Regions from separate parts of the Homo sapiens genome. Here region 2 is linked to region 1. A link is an interaction called in ENCODE POLR2A ChIA-PET data of the cell type or tissue named here. Cell type or tissue: B cell. All regions are shown on one strand. Links, peaks and the distances in the headings refer to the core of each region. The heading gives the core; the rest is flanking DNA.

Region 1 (5,366 bases), core at 113-5,112:
CTCCTGCCTCCCCTTCTCTCTGGCCGGGGGCCTGAGGCTCTGGCTCTCACTGCCAGCACCCCGCCCCCCAACTCTGTGTTGCCCTGTCCCAGACCCCATTTCCAGCTATTTTGTACTAAAGCGATAACAGAACAATGGGTCTCCCTGCATCCCTCCCCAAGTCCTGCTGGAGTCGCAGGGCCTTAACCCAAGGGAGGCTGGACCCCAGAGAGGAGTCCAGATGCTGGCGACCACCAGGGACTTTCCGGGGGAGTTGCCATGGGGAAGATGGGTTAGAGCTCAGTTCACGTCCACCAAACGCCCCCCCACCCCCACCACCGCACACATTGCACACACACATCAGCTTCTCTTAGGATGTCCAGTTAAAGAACAGTTACCTTGGCTTGAATTCCAGCTCTGCCACTTACCTCAAGGGACACTCGAATAAGTCACATGAGCCTTCGTTTTCTCATGTGTAAGATGGGGGTGATAATATGGCCATTCTCATAGGGTTGTGGTGGGGATAGCAGGGGATTCATGGTCTTGAAGTACTTGCCCCGCTCCTCCCAGCCCCGGGGTAGGTGGCCCTGGGGGCAGTCTTCCTTATGAGGGGTGGAGGAACAGGTGTGCTGCCTGCCCCTATCACAGAAGCTCTTGTTTGGAAAGGCAGTGGCTCCTTGGCTGAGGTGTGCAGCAGCAGTGACTCCCCCTTGACTCACAGGGAGGCTTGGCCACTGATGGATGTTCTGGGCCCCTTCCTCTTCCCTCCCTCATCTTCCCCACTCCCCCAGCCAGTCAGGTTTCCTAAGCCAGCCCTCACGGGCATAGTCTTCATGCTGGGGACAGCTCGGCAGTCCATCTGTTTCTATAGAAACCAGGCTTCCTGGGAAAGAGACAGGGGGTTGGGGAAGTCCTCCAGGATCTGCATGGGAATGACGCCTCAGTCCCATCTGATCTGGCCAGGGCAGAGCCTGGGCAGCCACCTTATTCATGTTATTAATTGCTGTCCTTTACAGAGTACACACCAGAGGCCAGGCTCCTCAGCTGCACTTTCTTATCATCACACATCACAAACCTGTGGGCTTTGTACAGAAGTAGTAGTCTGGTTTCACAGATGAGGACATAGAGGCTCAGAGAGGTTAAGTAACTTTCCTGAGGTCACAGAGCAATAAAGAGGAGCAGGGATTTGAGCCCAAGTTTTCCCAATCGTTACAAATATGCTTACCACCTCCCTGTCTGTCATCCTCTTCTGACTCTTGTATCCCCAAAAAGCCCCTCTCTTCCTGGCTGGTTTAGTCTTGGGGACTTTGCTTGTTCCCGCCTCGCCCCTGGGAAGCATGTGGAGGTGCTCTTCCCTGGCCTCAGATTCCACAGCAGATGGGGAGGTGGGAGGGACTGCAGGGAGTCAGATCTTGGCTGAAGAGGGCCTCTTAGCTCCTCCCGACTCATTCATTCAATCACAAATGCCTGTTGAACTCCTCCTGTGCCCGGAGTTGTCCCAGGCTCAGAGAACAAGACCCAAAGAAATCCTTGCCCTGGGGCACTCCCCTGCGAGTGATGCCACAGCTTTCTGAGGAGGTGGGGCAATGTCAGAGGCCAGTGTTCTCATCCAGTCCTCTAACCTTCACGGCTGTCCAGACCCCCCACTGCCAGGTCCTCTGCCAAGAGCATTTGCACCCCATCTCCTGGAGTCTTCAGCACCCCATGAGTAAGGCAAGTAAGGCGCTGTGGTGTGATCCCCATTGTATTGAGGGCTGAGACTGCTCGCTTAAGGCCACCTGACCAACAGAGAGTGGCCACTTTTGAACCCAGTTCTGCCTAATTGGAAAGCCCTTTCCTGCCCTATGCCACCAGCTTCCATGTGGCCTGGGGCACAGCCTCCCCTCAGCCCGCCACGTCTAACCTGTGGGCTTCTGAGTGTGCTGGTTGGGCTTAGCCTGACAGCTGCTCATTCCACCTGTGTTGACAAAGTGCCTGCTGTGCACCCCAGCCTCACGGGGAGATACACGGAGGAGCACAGTACAAGCCATACCTTCAGACTGGTTGGTCTTGGGGAGTCAAACTGCCGTGAAATGACCAGGAGTAGAGGCTATAAGTGGCCAGTGGCTGCAGACACTGAGACCCGTGAGAGTCCAGAGGAGGATGAGGACCCAGTGCCCTGGGAGGGCCCTGGGAAGAGGGGCTGTGTGCAAGATAGCCTGGAGGAACAAGGAGCATGGTGGGGGGACAGAGTGTCCCAGGGACCTTCTCACTTGTGTAAAGGGTCAGCAATGAGAACCACTGTTGAAAGGTTTGCTGGCTGATCGGGAATGTGGGCGAGAGCAGCTGGCAGGGCAGAAGGGAAAGGTTCAGGATCCCAGGCCTGGGCCCTAGGAGCCATGTCCTCCCTTCTTGCCAGACAGGTGATGTGGGTGGAGGAGTGGCTGTCCTTGCTGCCCCTGCCCCCAGCCTCCTGCAGCCTGGCTCCTGGGGGAAACCCCCGGGGGCCCTTCAGAAGGCAGTGGGGCAGAGCAGGAAGCTTCACAGCACTGATGGCAGGCTTTTTCCACTGTGCACGGCTGAGTGGAGAAAGGGAAGTGGAAGGAGGGCCAGACTCCTCCCTGGGCAGGGCACTTTCCCCATGGGTGCCCACGTGCACTCCTTCTTTCTCTCTCCACCAGCACGTCTGCGAGGTGAGCGTTCTCACTACCCCCATTTCACAAGAGGGGAAACTGAGGCTAGGAGAGGTGTAGTGACTTGCACAAAGCCATGCAGCTGGCAAGAGGGCAGAGCCAAGACTCAAACCCAGGTCCCCTGCCCCCAAAGCCGGGGTTTGGCCATAGTGCACGGTGGAGTCTTCTGTCCTCACTTAGGCCTGAAATAAACACCTGGAGTGGCCCTGAAGGGGAGGAAAGGTCAAGGGGAGACCTCAGGGGTGTGTGCAGCTTGCCTCGCCAGTGGGGCAGGTGAGGGGCTGCTGGGTGGATCTGATCATTGCAGGGCCCAGTCCTGGGGGTGAAGTAGGGGTGGAGCGCCGTTCTCAGAGCAGTTATCTGTGCTGGAAGGTGGGTGTGGGGCCCTCCTCCCTGGAGGTCAAGATTCCATTTTCTCTGTGGGGCCACATGGGCCCTTTGTGAGTGATGCCCTCCCTGCTAGGGTGGGCTTGGGAGGTGGGCACAGTGGTTCCCACCAGCTCAGATGTCTGATGGCAGTGCCCGTGGATGAAGATTGTCCCACCCATGAGTAATTCTGTCCAGGACACTGTAGTGCCCACTCTTCCCAGCCCCAGCAGGTGGGCACTGACACGTCCCACAGCCGTTGATTTGCAGCAGCTGTTGTTGACTCCGTCCTGGGATGCAGAGGGGAATGCTCTGTGTGTGTATGTGTGTGTGTGTGTGTGTGTGTGTGTGTGTGTATGGTGTGTGTGTGTGGTGTGTGTGTGGTGTTTGTGGTTTGTGTGGTGTGTGTGTATGGTTGTGTGTGGTGTGTTGTGGGGGTGTGTGTGTGTGGTGTCTATGGTGTGTAATGTGTGGTGTGGGTGTGGTGTGTGGTATGTGGTGTGTGTGATGTGTGTGGTGGGTGTGTGTAGTGTGTGGGTGTGTGTGGTGTGTGGTAGGTGTGTGGTGGGTGTGTGTGCGTGGTGGGTATGTGTGGTGTGTGTGTGTTTTGTGTGTGCATTGTGTATGGTGGGTGTGTGTGATGTATGTGTGGTGGGTTTGTGTGGCGTGTGTGTGCACGTATTGTGTGGTGTGTGTAGTTTGTATGGTGTGTGTGTGGTATGTGTGTGGTGTGTGTGGTGTGTATGTGTGTGGTGTGTGGTGTGTGTGTGGCGTGAGTATGGTGTGTATATGTGGTGTGTGTGTGTGTGTACTGTGTGTGCAGTGTGCGTGTGTGTGCATGTGTTGGTGGAGAGGGGTCAGCAGGCAGAGGAAAGCAATGCATCCAATGCCTGGAAGCTTCTGCCCCTCGGAGGTGGGCCGTGGACACAGCCTGGGCCTGGTGGGCAGTGGCTGAGCGCCAGCCTTGTGCCCGGGGACTGAGATCTGGGGCTTTGCCCAGTGGGGCGGAGAAGTTAAGAAGTGTTAGTTAGATCCATTTCCTACTCCTCCATGGCCTCCATCCTGGTGCCACTGCCACATGGGAGGCCTGGGGAGGGTGGCAGTGTCTGTGTCTGATAATTGCCTGTCTTCACTGGGGACTTGCTGTGGGCCAGGCACTTCCCCATGGCTTCATGGAGATTACAGCTTTTATTCTCACAGTATCTCTATAAGATAGGACACCTTATTTTCCCAACTACACCTGGGAAGACTGAGGCACGTAGAGGTTAAGTGACTGACCTGCCCACGGGCACACAGCCAGGCAGTGATGGATCTGGGATTCAAATCCAGGGAGCGTCCTCAGCAGTTAAGCACTTACCCATTAGGCCTTCTGGCTTGAGCAGTGAGCTGGCTCTTTCTAAAGCACTGTCTGTCCATTATTTTGTTTCTCCTGAGACCAGCTGTAGGGGAAAAGTGAGGTTGGCTGTTTTCGTTTCACAGATGAGGACCCCGGAGCTCAGAGAGGAAAAGTAACTTGCTCTAATCAGTGGCTAGCAGATCAGCGCCCCCTCCCCCGGCCAAGGCTGGGAGCTCTTTCAGGATAGGGGGCCTGTCCCACCACCCATGTACCTTGCTCACAGTAGACCTCACTAAGTGCGGATTCCTCAGGCAAATGTGCAGGTGTTTTGCTGAGTGCTCTGAGCTTTTCTTTTTGCCCCGGGCTCCCTAGGAAGTGGGAATGATGGCTCCATTTCACAGATGAGGAAACCGAGACTCAGAGCACAAGGCCACACAGCAGGAAGAGGTAAGGCAGGACTGAGGGAGGCAGCACGTCTGGCCTGGGAGAGGGGTTAACCAGCCAGGAGGAGCTCGTAGAAGGGCTGAAATAAAGACCGACCTTACCGAGTGTTGGTGAGGATGTGGAGGAACTGGAACACTACTGCATTGCCAGGGACACGCAGTGGCATGGCTGCTCTGGGAAACAGTTTGATGCTTTCTCTGAAAGTCCAACAGGGATGTACCACACAGCTCAGCAATTCCACCCCTGGCATTTACATAGAGAAATGAAAACTTACGGTCCCACAGAAACGCGGGTTTGTAGCAGCTCTATTCATAATCATCAACAACTGGAAACAACCCACATGGCCTTCAGTGACCGAATGGATAAACAAGCTGTTACACGTACCCCAGGGAATACTGCTCTCCAATAAAAAGGAGCGGACTCTTGATACACACAGTGACTTGGAGGAATCTCAAAGGCATTCTGCTCAATGACAGGAGCCAGCCTCAAAAGGTTCTACGCTTTATCATTCCACTTACATGGCATATTTGAAAACACAAAAGCCATAGTGTCAGAGAATAGATCAGTGG
Region 2 (5,366 bases), core at 237-5,236, 83 kb before region 1:
CCATCTGCTCCATTCCCCCTGAGGCTGGTTCCCAAAAGGTGGAGAAATGAGGACGTGAGAGATCATGAAGTTGTCCCTTCCCTGTGTCCTGTACTCTATGCTTTAGAGCAACTCTGCACATCCTCCTGGGAGATGTAGCTTTACAGCAGAGCAGGAAACAGCCAGGCAATGGGCGTGATAGAGATGGGAAAAGAGAAGGGGCTTGGGAGGCTGGGGAGAGATGATGCTTCCCAAGAGGAAGGCTGGGTCCTTGGGTGAAGTTGTGATGTGTTTTCAGGCCCAGACCTCATTTGATATGGTCTGCCTTGCTGCCAAGCTGTCCAATCCACAGTCCGCGGGCCACATGCAACCCAGGAAGGCTTTGAATATGGCCCAACACAAATTCCTATGCTTTAGAGCAAGCTTGTCCAATCCACAGCCCGCGGGCCACATGCCTCCCAGGACGGTTTTGAATATGGCCCAACACGAATTCCTGAACCTTCCTTTCTTAAAACATTAAGATTTTTTTTTTTGTAATTTTTTTTTCAGCTCATCAGCTATTGTTAGTATTCATATATTTTATGTATGGCCCAAGACAATTCTTTTTCTTACAGTGTAGCCCAGGGAAGCCAAAAGATTGGACACCCCTGCTTTAGAGTCGGCCTGACCTGGGTTTGAATCCTGGCTGTGTGACCTTGGTCATGTCTCCTGACTCTCTGAGCCATGGTTCCCCATCTTTAAAATGTCGTGTCATGGAGTGGTTGTGAGATTTAATAAAACAACTGCAGCCAAGTGTTGGGATTAAGAGGCAGACTCCAGAGCCATGGTGCTTGGGTTAAATTCCCAGTTCTACAGTTTCCCAGCTGTGTGACTTTGGGTACTTTACTTCTCTGACTTACAGCCTCAGTTTCCTGGTCTGTAAAATGGGTGTGATAATAGTTCCCATATCACAGAGCTATTAGGGAGAGAGCACTGAAGGGAGGGGATTGCAAAATTCGGCCTTTTCTCTTGCTGACCAAAAAGTGTCTGGACCAAGATGTCTTAGTCCTGACTGCACATTCAAACCACATAGGGTTTTTTAAAATAATGGCAGCATGCACGACCCACATCCCAGAGATTCTTAATTAGCCTACACAATGCCCTGGCACCGTTATTTTTAAAAGCTCCCCTGGTGATTCTAACAAGCAGCCAGGGCTGAAAACCACTGAATTAAGAAAAAACTGAGGGGCGCACCTGGAGGAGAGATTTTAACTAGGTGGGTCAGGGCGGGCTTCCTAAGGAGGTGCCATTTGAGCTGAGACCTGAATGATGAGAGGAACAGGCAAAGACCTGGAAGGAAGGGAGGGTTTCAGACAGAAAACAGGGCAGGTGCAAAGGCCCTGAGGCAGGCATGAGCTTGGCGTATTGGAAGAAGAGCAGGAAGTCCAGGGTGGCTGAGAGGTGAATGTGTGAGAGAGAATGGCCAAGAACCAAGCCCAGGGTGGCAAGAAGGGGAAACTGAGTCCCATTCTGGCCAGAGGGATGGAGTTAAGCCCTTGGAATAGGCAGAGAACAGCCGAGGGCATCCATCACTCATGTCCACAGCTAACTTAGGTCCCTCAAATGTCCTCCAGTCAGAGAACTGGGAACTTTGGGAGGGTCTCTGCTGATCCAGGCCTCAAGCTTCAGGGAGGGTTTCATTCTAGCCATCTTCATAAGCAGGCCATTGGCCCAAGAGGCATCCTTTGGGAGAACAAGATGCAGAATCATTTCAGGGCCCAGAGAGGGAGGAGAGGGAGACAGGCTGGGCCGTGTGCCCCCTGGGGCTCATCACAAAGGCCACTCGGGCTGGCGGCCACCCTGGCAGCGAGGGGCAGCAGGGCTGCCAGGAAAATGCCAGCCTCCTGTGAAGGCTTAATTAGCCTGCTCCTGCCGCTGCCGGGTAATAGCTTGGTAGGGTGCAGGTGTTTCTATTTTTCAGCACAATTATCTGGGAAGTGAGGGCAGAAACATCAATGGATATGTCCTCAGCTTTGTGTGTGTGTGACTTGTGTAGAATGACATGTTTGAATGTCACATCCTCATAAGAGACAGTGTCCTGTTGGATGGCGTGTGTCTGTGTCTCTGTCCTACTCACATAACAGCATGTATGTCTGAATCTCTCATAACCATGTAGAACCATGTAAGGTTGTGTTTGTGGGTCTATGTGTGTGGACACAGGTATGCCCAGCTGGCGAGTACAACCTGGCTCTCAAAACACCAGCCTTCCAGAGCAGGCCAGCTCTGCCTTTTGCTTCTGTTTCTTCAGCTGTCGAATGGGGCTGCAGACCCGGTCCTGGGGCCACACAGCATCTTTCCACTGTGTTGCTGCTGTGACTGGTGGTGGGGTCTCCTGAGGAACACGTCTCAGGCCAGCTCCTTTGTCTAGAACAGTGGACTGGCTGCTCCCCAACTCCCCACCACCAGCGTAAGCTCTTCCTCTTGCATGAGCCCAGCTGCATCCTGGACCTGGGCTGACGTGGGCTGGAACTTTGAGGCCTGGCCTAGGGCCATCTGGGCCTGGTGTGCTGTGCGTGTGCAGAGGGTCCGCGACAGGAAGAGCTTCCATTCCCCGTGCTGTGCGTCCTCCCCGACAGCTGGGGCTCAGGGTGAGATGCAGAGGAAGAGGAAGTGAGTCCCCAGCCCAGATCAGGGCAGGACCAGAGGATGAGAGACCTCTGGGAGTCTCTCAGGTTACCAACAGGAAGCAGTGATAAGTTTCCATGGAAACATTACACAGGTTATGCCTGAAGCCCTCGCTTATCAGCTATTTGTCCAGCATGAACCGAGCACTTGCTCTGGATCAGGCCTTGAATCTGAGCTACTGTCAATAACAGCAGCAATAATAACAAAGCAGCCTCCACCTACTTAGGCCACAGCATCAGCTCCTCCAGCCTGCCCCCCGCCTCCTGCCATGTGGCAGCCCCGCTGGCCTCCCCTGGGTTCCTCAGTCTCTGCCACTTCTGTCCCTCCACAGGGCCTTTGCATATGCTGGCTCCTCTTCCTAGAGCACCTTTTCTCCTGCTTTTCTTGTGGCTGCCTACTGCTCATTAACCACCTCTTGGTTTAGATGTCACCTCCCCACAGAGGCCTTCCCTAGACCCATCCCCTGAACCATGTCATGCCTTAGTCCCATGGGCTCAGACTTTCTGTCCCATAGGCTTCAGAGCATGTGTAACCATCTGCCATCATCTTGTTTTTCAAGTGTTTATTCTGTCTTCCCTTTCTGGACTATAACCCCTGTGAGGGCAGAGCTCTCATCTGTCTTGTTCAGCCTCCTAATTCCAGGATCAGCATCAGCATGAAGTATGTGCTCAGTAAATATTTATTGGCAGATTAACAAATTTAACGAGTACTAGTTATGTGCCAGGCACTGACTAGTATCTCATTTCAAACTCGCAACCCATAAGCCAAAGGTGTGTGCATCTTACTGATGAAAGAAAATATAAGTTCAGAGAGGTTAAGAAACCTGTCTAAGGTCACACAGCGTGTAAGTAGGAAAATCAAGATTTGTATCCAAATCTTTCTGATGCAGCTGCATGCTCTTAATATTCTGCTCTGCTGTGATCAGGAGACAGGAAGAAGAATAAGAAAGTCTGGCCAAAGAGACAAATGGACACACAGACAGCTGCCTCAATTATATATTGGGGCAAAACAAGCCACCCCAGAACTGAGTGGCTTAAAACAACCATCACTGACTGCTCATGGCTCTAAGGTTTGGCTATGTGGGCAAGGTTCCGCTGGGATGAATCCTCTTTGTGTGGTGTTGGCTGGACCAGTTTTAAGGAAGAGGCAAGGTCAGCTAGGGGCTGGCTGGTCCCAGATGGCCTCACTCACAAGTCTAGCAATGGGGATGGGGCTGCCAATCAGGTGCCTCAGTTTACCTCCAGGTGGCTTCTCCAGGGAGTTAGCTTGGGCTTCCTTATGTGGCAGCTAGATTCCAAGACAGCAAGAGTGGGAGCTGTGAGACCTCTTGTAGAGGTCAAGAGGTGACAGGGACTCTTGCCCTCAATGTGAAATGCTACAAAGGATTTCATTGTTCATCCACCACAGAACCTCCATTTGACCATAATTTTTCCACGTGCAAAATATATTCACCTCCTCCCAAAACTTCCCCCAAATTCTCCCTCCATTATGGCACTGGACTCCATGATCTTGTGAGGTGAACTTGGGAGACAGATCCTCTTCTTCAAATCCCTCTCCTGTACTGCAGACTCCCATGGAGGATAACCAGAGACAGCCTTGGTTTCCAATTTTTGGATATTATGCGTGTCACCCTGTACAGCAGACCAAGGCCAGCCACTCCCCTGCAGAGGCTCAGCACTTTGCAGATGCGCTGCTGCCGTTCCTCCTCCCAGACTCTTTGGGAAACCAGAGGAGGAGCTTTCTTTCCTCATTTTATAGACGTGGGAACTTAAGAACCAGAGAGGTTTAATGACTTCCAGAATTCACTGGAAGATTCCCATAGAGCTGGGAATAGGGGCATGGGTGCTGAAGTCTTAGTCCAGGTTGCTACTTCAAATGTGGGTAGTGCCAAGAATTGCTGAAGTCAATCCAGAGCCTTGGTCCCAGGGGAAACTTGAAGTAAAGTGATAGACATTCAATCATTCATATAATCCTTCTATCACAAACTATTTATTAAGAACAATTGAGCACCTACCATGTACAAGGCATGGTACCAGGCACTAGAGACATGATCATGAACAAAGCAGAGGGTCCCTGTTTGCTAAGAACTTACAGTCTGGTGGGGCAGACACACATTAAACATATAACTGCAAGAATAAATATGGGATTTGAAGAAAAAGTATATGATTTTATAGTTGTTACAAACAAGGGCCCAAATTCAGCCTGACGGGAGCTTCCCTTGGGAAGTATCATTTAAGCTGAGGCTTAACAAATAAGTAGGAGTTTACAAGATGTAAACTAGTGGAGGGAATAATGTAGGCAGATGGAACAGCAAGTGTGAAGACTTTGAGGCTGGAGTGTGCTTGGCATATTCAAGAAACAGCACAGCAGCCAAAGTGACCCCTCTAGGCCATGGTGAGGAGGCTGGACTTTCTCCTGGTTATGATGGCAAGCGTGTGAATAGAGGGGTGGCACGATGGGTCTGTGTTTTCAAAAAGCTCATTCTCCTGATACCGTGGAGAGTAGATTGAAAGAGGGTCTGAAGTGGACACTGGGGCTGACTGATGGCAGGTAACTCACGTATCATGTCATTTAATCACCCATGCCATCAGGCCTGTTTTATAAACTTGGAAAGCAGGCCTCAGAAACTGAGTGACACAGTTCACTCAGCCATTTTCTTAGGTCCCAGTGTCTAAATGGTGACAAGAAGCCACTGCCCTCCCCCTTCCCTTGAACCTCACTGG

The links. Peaks named below come from ENCODE experiments on the same cell type or tissue, not always from the same donor. Only the 100,000 strongest peaks of a DNase experiment are listed, where the experiment ranks them.
Region 2: POLR2A ChIA-PET joins it to region 1 with 16 read pairs; 3 of 35 experiments call an interaction of 5 or more read pairs at or near these places.

The regions. Positions count from the first base shown.
Region 1 is chr11:44,940,437-44,945,802 of GRCh38, reverse strand. The region is part of intron 1 of TP53I11 (tumor protein p53 inducible protein 11); the gene reads left to right. Among named protein-coding and RNA genes, the nearest start is that of TP53I11, 7.8 kb to the left of the region's middle. RefSeq lists enhancers at 28-631, 1,841-2,489. In B cell, for the core only: no CTCF peak of the experiment used is centred there; DNase peaks (open chromatin) are centred at 1,950 and 2,522; H3K4me3 peaks cover 557 bases; H3K27ac peaks cover 498 bases.
Region 2 is chr11:45,023,497-45,028,862 of GRCh38, reverse strand. All of the region lies in intron 1 of LOC105376650 (a long non-coding RNA gene), which reads right to left. Among named protein-coding and RNA genes, the nearest start is that of LINC02685, 52 kb to the right of the region's middle. In B cell, for the core only: no CTCF peak of the experiment used is centred there; a DNase peak (open chromatin) is centred at 2,592; H3K27ac peaks cover 2,504 bases.